Linked DNA regions of Homo sapiens: region 1 is linked to region 2. A link is a contact called in ENCODE Hi-C or POLR2A ChIA-PET data. All regions are on one chromosome and are shown on one strand. Each heading gives the region's core, a stretch centred on a gene start or an enhancer-like site at or near the end of the contact. The rest is flanking DNA. Distances are from core to core; before and after follow the strand shown. Region 1 has its middle 43 kb from the start of MIR187. Region 2 has its middle 95 kb from the start of MIR187.

What was found. A loop is a pair of places that touch in the nucleus more often than their neighbours do. ChIA-PET counts read pairs that join two places held with the same protein, here RNA polymerase II (POLR2A). Pooled maps may share reads with other maps.
Region 1: a loop to region 2 is called in a map of posterior cingulate gyrus, with 3 times the contacts of the local background. The contact joins two enhancer-like sites. A Hi-C loop is called at or near these places in 1 of 168 maps with a recorded cell type or tissue (posterior cingulate gyrus), 1 of 37 single-sample maps with no recorded cell type and 5 of 50 pooled maps. POLR2A ChIA-PET finds 5 or more read pairs at or near these places in 1 of 52 experiments (activated naive CD4-positive, alpha-beta T cell).

The regions. Positions count from the first base shown.
Region 1 is chr18:35,860,093-35,863,191 of GRCh38, reverse strand. No RefSeq gene overlaps it. Among named protein-coding and RNA genes, the nearest start is that of MIR187, 43 kb to the left of the region's middle. Within about 2 kb of position 1,296, at least 2 of the 41 ENCODE cell types and tissues checked have a DNase peak (open chromatin) inside an H3K27ac peak, as active enhancers do.
Region 2 is chr18:35,808,348-35,811,543 of GRCh38, reverse strand. No RefSeq gene overlaps it. Among named protein-coding and RNA genes, the nearest start is that of MIR187, 95 kb to the left of the region's middle. Within about 2 kb of position 1,668, at least 2 of the 41 ENCODE cell types and tissues checked have a DNase peak (open chromatin) inside an H3K27ac peak, as active enhancers do.

The DNA.
Region 1 (3,099 bases), core at 47-2,546, 52 kb before region 2:
GCTTCACTAGGTTGCAATCTCCCTAGGCCTCGGTGTCTGTATCTGTACTGGTTGGGCTAGATCATTTCTTGCATTTTTCTCAGCTCTAAGATTCTGCATAACTCTACCGAGACTCCAATTAAAGTGTAGAAAAGAAATTAAACTTCCGCTTTTCTTTCTCAGGGATTCTACCTGCACTTCAGCACACTAGCAGAACCTCATATTTGCCCCTATTCAATTTCCTGAGATCAAATTTATTGGGTTGTGAGCACTGGCTGGCCTGACGAGTGCTTCTGGGGTCAGTAGTTCTGCATCTGCTGAAATACTGATGCCATCACATCCACTGTTCCCCCTACTTGGCAGCATTTGCAGTCTGATGCTCAGACCCTCTGGACCTTCATGCAGTCACTGGTCTCACACAGTAGCCCACACTGGCCTTTAGGGTTCTCATATTGCCATAAGAAATGCTTCTAGGACATAAGAGAACTTTGTGCACTGCTATTGGAGTCTTGTCAACAAATATACCACAATGTTACAGTCTTGTCAATGCACCACAACAAAGCAGTCTCTTGTTGCCCAAGGTACCACGACAAAGAAAATTAAGAAGCACAGACACCAAGGGTGAGATTGGAGCAAGAGGTTAATAAGCAAAAGAAGAAAGCTCTCAGCTGCAAAGAGCAAGCCCAAAAGAGGGTTGCCATTTTTACAATTGAATGCAAAGGCTTTTATAAGAAACCAATAAGGGTTGGGCATCTCATTTGCATAAGGTGTGAATTTCTGGTAGCTCCACCCCATCCTCCTAATGTGCATGTGGGCCCTTAGTTTGAGTTACTCCATATTGCTTTGTTCCCTTTACTGCACATGTATCGGGGGATGGAATTTTCCATTGTGGGCATGTCTGGGTAAGTCACCCGTGTAGCCTTTCTTATCTGTGCACTGTGGGCATGTCTTAGGCAAGCCTCCCTGTACAAGTTGCCTTATCTGTGCCTGCAGCTCGATTTTTCAGGCTCTTCTTTTGTTTGAAAGAATTCAACCAAGGACCCACCCTAACTACCTGACTGACCATTTTCTTCCTTTCTCCTCTCTCACTGCTGTCTCGAGAACTGTTCTATAAAGGGTCCCCAAATGTTCTTTCCTGGAATAATCACCTATGGTACAAACCACAGTGAACTGTGACCACAGTCTGTGGGTCAGAATGTGAATCTGAGCAAGTCATTTAATCTCCCTGGCTGGCTGTGGTCAGTGAGATCAGCTGTGAGTGGATGCTGTGAGCTCCCTGGCAGGGTGGGGTGCTACTGATGGGACTTTAAGCAGCTTGCTCACATCACACTTCACTATTTTGTCCCCTGCAGGTTTCATTCCACAGTGGCTCTGCAAGCCATGTTTCCTTTTTTGGTAAGCTCCTTCTCAGTAAGATCGGGAGCTTTACTTGTGGTAAAAGAAGAGGATGGGTCTTCTTTTCTAGGCTTTTTTCCTTTCACCCCCAAACCTAAGCAAGAACCTGGTCTTTTCTTTATCAACATATGTCCCAGTTTGCAAGAAAAATAATTCTTTTCATCACAGGGGGTACTTTTTACCCTTCACGCCCCAGTCTCTGGAATGCAAACACAGACCAAGCTGCTGTCACATTTTACTGGCAGAGAAACCCTGGCACTATTTTGGGAGACCGTATTAGTCAGCGTTCTCTGGAGGGACAGAACTAATAGGATTTATATATTTATATAAATCCTATTAAATTATATATATAAACACACACACATATATATGTATATAAAGGGAAGTTTATTAAATATTAACTGACATGATCACAAGGTCCCACAATAGGCTGTCTGCAAGCTGAGGAGCAAAGAGAGCCAGTCCGAGTCCCAAAACTGAAGAATGTAGAGTCCAATGTTGAGAACAGGAAGCATCCAGCACGGGAGAAAGATGTAGCCTCGGAGGCTAGGCCAGTCTCCTCTTTTCACATTTTTCTGCCTGCTTTATATTCTAGCCTCACTGGCAGCTGATTAGATTGTGCCCACCCAGATTAAGGGTGGGTCTGCCTTTCCCAGCCCACTAACTCAAATGTTAATCTCCTTTGCCAACACCTTCCCAGACACACCCAGGATCAGTACTTTGTATCCTTCAATCCAATCAAGTTGACACTCAGTATTAACCATCACAAGTCCACTGCTTGTCAACTTGAACCCATACACAATCTCCTGAGATCATACATAATCTTTAAATAAAGACAATAATAAGGTCATAATATGTCTAACATAATACAACTATCCTTTGTACAACCAGAAACTCACCAATCCCCAACCCAAATACTATTATATAAAGTTAACAATACTTAAATGCTGATGTGAAGTCAATAAATCTTATGTCACATGATAAAGGAAAAGGGAAACAAAATTCAGATATTTTCTTAGTACAAGTGTATACATGAACAAACATGTTTTTAACAAAAGAAGAAGAAAATACTCATGACAATTACAGTCCTCGTTTCTGCAGCTAGTCACATGGTCATAGCTGGTATTGATGACTACCTTCTTCTACTACCCATTCTGTATTCCCTTTGGCTCCAGCAAGCACCTCAGGAGGTCATGGTTTTTTTTCCTAATGGAGTGACCCAAACCTTCATTCCTGAGGGGTCAGGATCATCTGTAGTCCTGCCTGGATTGGACTGTTGTAGTTTCTCATTGACCTTAATCACAATATTAAGAGATGCCCTAATGGATTTCCTGTTTTTCATGCATACTCTTTCTTACCTTCTTTGTGGAGTAGTAGACTGATTTCATCTTGATAGTTCAGGTCAATCACCCCAGCCAACACTGTAGCTCCCTTCTTAGGCCTGTTGACTTAAAGGTAGGAGGAGCCCAAAGTGGCCAGGTGGCAATCTTAACTTTCAGTTTAATGGAATTGTTGTTGTGTCTCCTGGTGGCAGTGTTCTTTCCTCTGGAACTAAGACCTCTAGGCCAGCAGAATGTAATGTCGCAGGAACAGGAAGCAAAAATTTTGCTAGTGGATCATGACAGGTAATGGTGAGTGGTACCACTTCCACTTCCAACCCTTGATTCCTGGACCTATGAATCCTGGCTATGGGAAAAACCGTACCATATATTGGACACTGATTCA
Region 2 (3,196 bases), core at 419-2,918:
GCAATCCATACAATCCCATCCCTGTCTCCTGGCTAATAAGAGACCACTGCTTCTTGACCATTCCAGCATTATCTGCTCTAGCTTGTTTTTCCTGTATAGAAGGTTTATTGAGGTGTCCAGTCATAGCATCGTCCCTACTTTCTGACAATGTGCAATCCACGTGAAGCCAAGTTCCTGGACTCTCCCAAAACCCTCCCAAACCACTGCCTAATCCTATAATAGGTTTTTTTCTGAAATCTTCTTACTGAGATCCCTTCCACCATAGTCCCCATGGTGTGCATTCTTCCTCGCTGTAAGGGGTAATGAACCCAAATGGTTCAACTACAGGCATTGACATTTATTTTGATGCTCAAATTGTCCTAGATTTGGCCTGTAGGCTGCAGTCCTTTTGACAGATCCTTATTATTGTTGTTTGAGCATTTTCCTGCTTTCTAGCACAACAAGATGCTCCAGGTTCACCTCGTATATTCTCTGTTCCAGCCCTGGAACCAGTAACTTCTCCAAGAAGCCCTGGGTTCTTTTAGCAGGAAATGGTACTTAAAAGTGAATGTCTGGGTCTAAGTGTGCTCATTGCTTTTGGGGTGTCACTGCTCCCAGGGCTGGGAAGAGCTACGAAATACATATATGTATTCTTATACACACACACACACACATAAACATTTGTATCTATATTTCTCTCTCTTTACTTACACACACACACACACACACACACACACACTCTGATACTCCCAAATTCAGCACCATAGGTTCATTCTAGTTGTCTCCTTCCTGATTTGTAGCGCTCTTTTTCTGGCAATGAGGAACCTGGCATCATCCTTAATACATCCACTTGTTTGGGTAATCCACCAGTAGTTAGCCAATCTCCCTTCTCTGGCCCACCCCTCCCCCTGCTGATGCCTGGACTCAGAGACCCTGTGCTGGGCTGTCCCCTCATCGGGATGCCCTCTGTATCCTGCTTGGAGTTTAAATGTTTAAAAACACTTAAATTTTACTTACATGTTTGTTAAAGCATTTGTTTATATTTTACTTTAATGTAATCTGTGACCAGCAGCATCCTCGACGGTGGGAACAGCACAGCAGAGCTGTCTCTGTGAGGCTCTTTCTTTCTTTTTTCCCACATAATAATACACATCATACCACAAGGCTTTCATGGGCATCTGAATGCTGTAAATTTTGCCAGCAAAGGTACATTCTTCTCATCTCCTTTTGCTTCTGGGACTGTCTTGACAGGCTGTGATTTGTGGGTCTGTGTTTGTGGTGTGTGTGTGTGTGTGTGTGTGTGTGTGTGTGTGTGTGTGTGACTAAGGAGCCACAGGCTGGGAAGGTATTTGCCAACCTCAGTCTGCTCTGGGCTCCTGCATTCACCCTGCTGTGGGCAAGGAAACTGTTCCTCACTGCATGTTCTCAGTGGCTCAGCTGGAGGCCCCCAGGGGTCCTTGGTGATGGGTGGTCTGCTGGAGGCTGTGAGAGAATTCTCTCTCCTGCAGACCAGACCTGTGTTAGGTGAGCACTTTCTGGGAGCCAGGCTCTGGGCTGAGTGCTTCATGGCTAAATCCATTTGTCTCATGTAATCCTTACAACAGCTCTGTGAGGAAGGTGTTAGCAACCGCATCTTCTGAAAGAGGAAATGGAAAGGTTAGATCATGTTTATGGGGCTGTCACAGCAGCTGCGGCCAGCCTGGACTCATAACCATGAAGCTATCTCAACCCACAACAGCACACCCTTCCCCCTGTCCCCACCAACTTTATGAAAGGCAAGGGCAATTTCATTATAGTGTAAAGCCTTAGCAGTTCAAGGAACATATAGATTGTCCAATGCAAGCATATGTTATGGTTACAAAATCACCTTTATATAGCTGGAAGCCCCAGTCTGACTTCTCTCTCTCTGCTTTATCATGGACCACCTCTACCCCAGGTCTCCTAATGGAATTTGAGGATTTTGATTTCTGTTGCTGTCCAAGACAACCTCATCCCTTAGACTCCAGACCCCAAACATACTTAGGAGCCCAGCAAACTCATATTGTGGTTCTCTCAGCCCTTGAGACTCCCCAGTTCTTTCTGGGACCTTCTTTCATCCCTGTATCTGAGCGTACTCTTTCTTCTTCTCCAAGGGTGTGATGGTGCCAGCAGGGCTAAGCTGGAGTTTTTCATGGCATGATCATCTAATCTCCTGGTCTTAGCCTTCTGGATCTACAAACTGGGGCATAAAAAAAGACTAGGCACCCATTGTGCCTCAGATCCATGCCAGCCTTTCCTCTGTGCTTCTTTTTGATCACAGGGAACTGCATTTCCCAGGCTCCTTTACTCCATGGCTTCTAGTAGGCATGGCCCATGGGAAGCCTGGTGGAAAACTAGAGGGAGGAAGGAAAGGAACTGCCTGGTGCTTTTTGCCCTTTTGCTTGGCTTCCTGCATCTCAGCATTGGTGGCTGTGTTTCCTTCATGGCTCCAGTTTCTTCCAGACAGCCCTTCCCTTAGGGTCCCAGCTCCCACAGGGCTATCCCACCAGTTTCAGCATCTGCTGGTTTTGGCCTCTAGTAACGACTTCCGCTTCCCTTTTTCATGGGCCTTCATGTATTATTGGCTTCCTTCTGTGGCTAATCCCTGCCTTTCTCCTCTCCCCTATTTAAATCGTAAATTCTTCTGTCAGCTGATGAACCAATTTCCTGTATTAAATTCCTCCATCCAGGCCAGGGACGGTGGCTGACACCTGTAATACCAGTGGTTTGGGAGGCTGAGGCGGGAGAATTGCTTGAGCTCAGGAGTTCAAGACCAGCCTGGGCAATACAGCAAGACCCCCCCTCTGTAAAAAATAAAAATAATTAGCCAGGCAAAGTGGCAGTGCACACCTTTAGTCCTAGCTTCTTGGGAGGCTAAGGTGGGAGGATTCCCTGGGCCTAGGAACTCAAGGCTGCAGTGAGCTATGATTGTGCCACTACACTCCAGCCCGGGCCACAGAGCAAGACCCCCTGTCTGTCTGTCTGTCTGTCTCTCTCTCTCTCTCTCTCACACACACACACACATACATACACACACACACTTTTTAAAAAATAAAGTTCTTCATCCAAAGGCCAATTCTTACCAAGTAGTTTGAGAACCATTGAAGGGAGAGGCTTTTATTCTTTTACTTCTCCCTGCCCATCTCAGATGTGATGAGACCAGAACTCTTTTTTTTCTTTTTAAAAACTCTATTTGTTA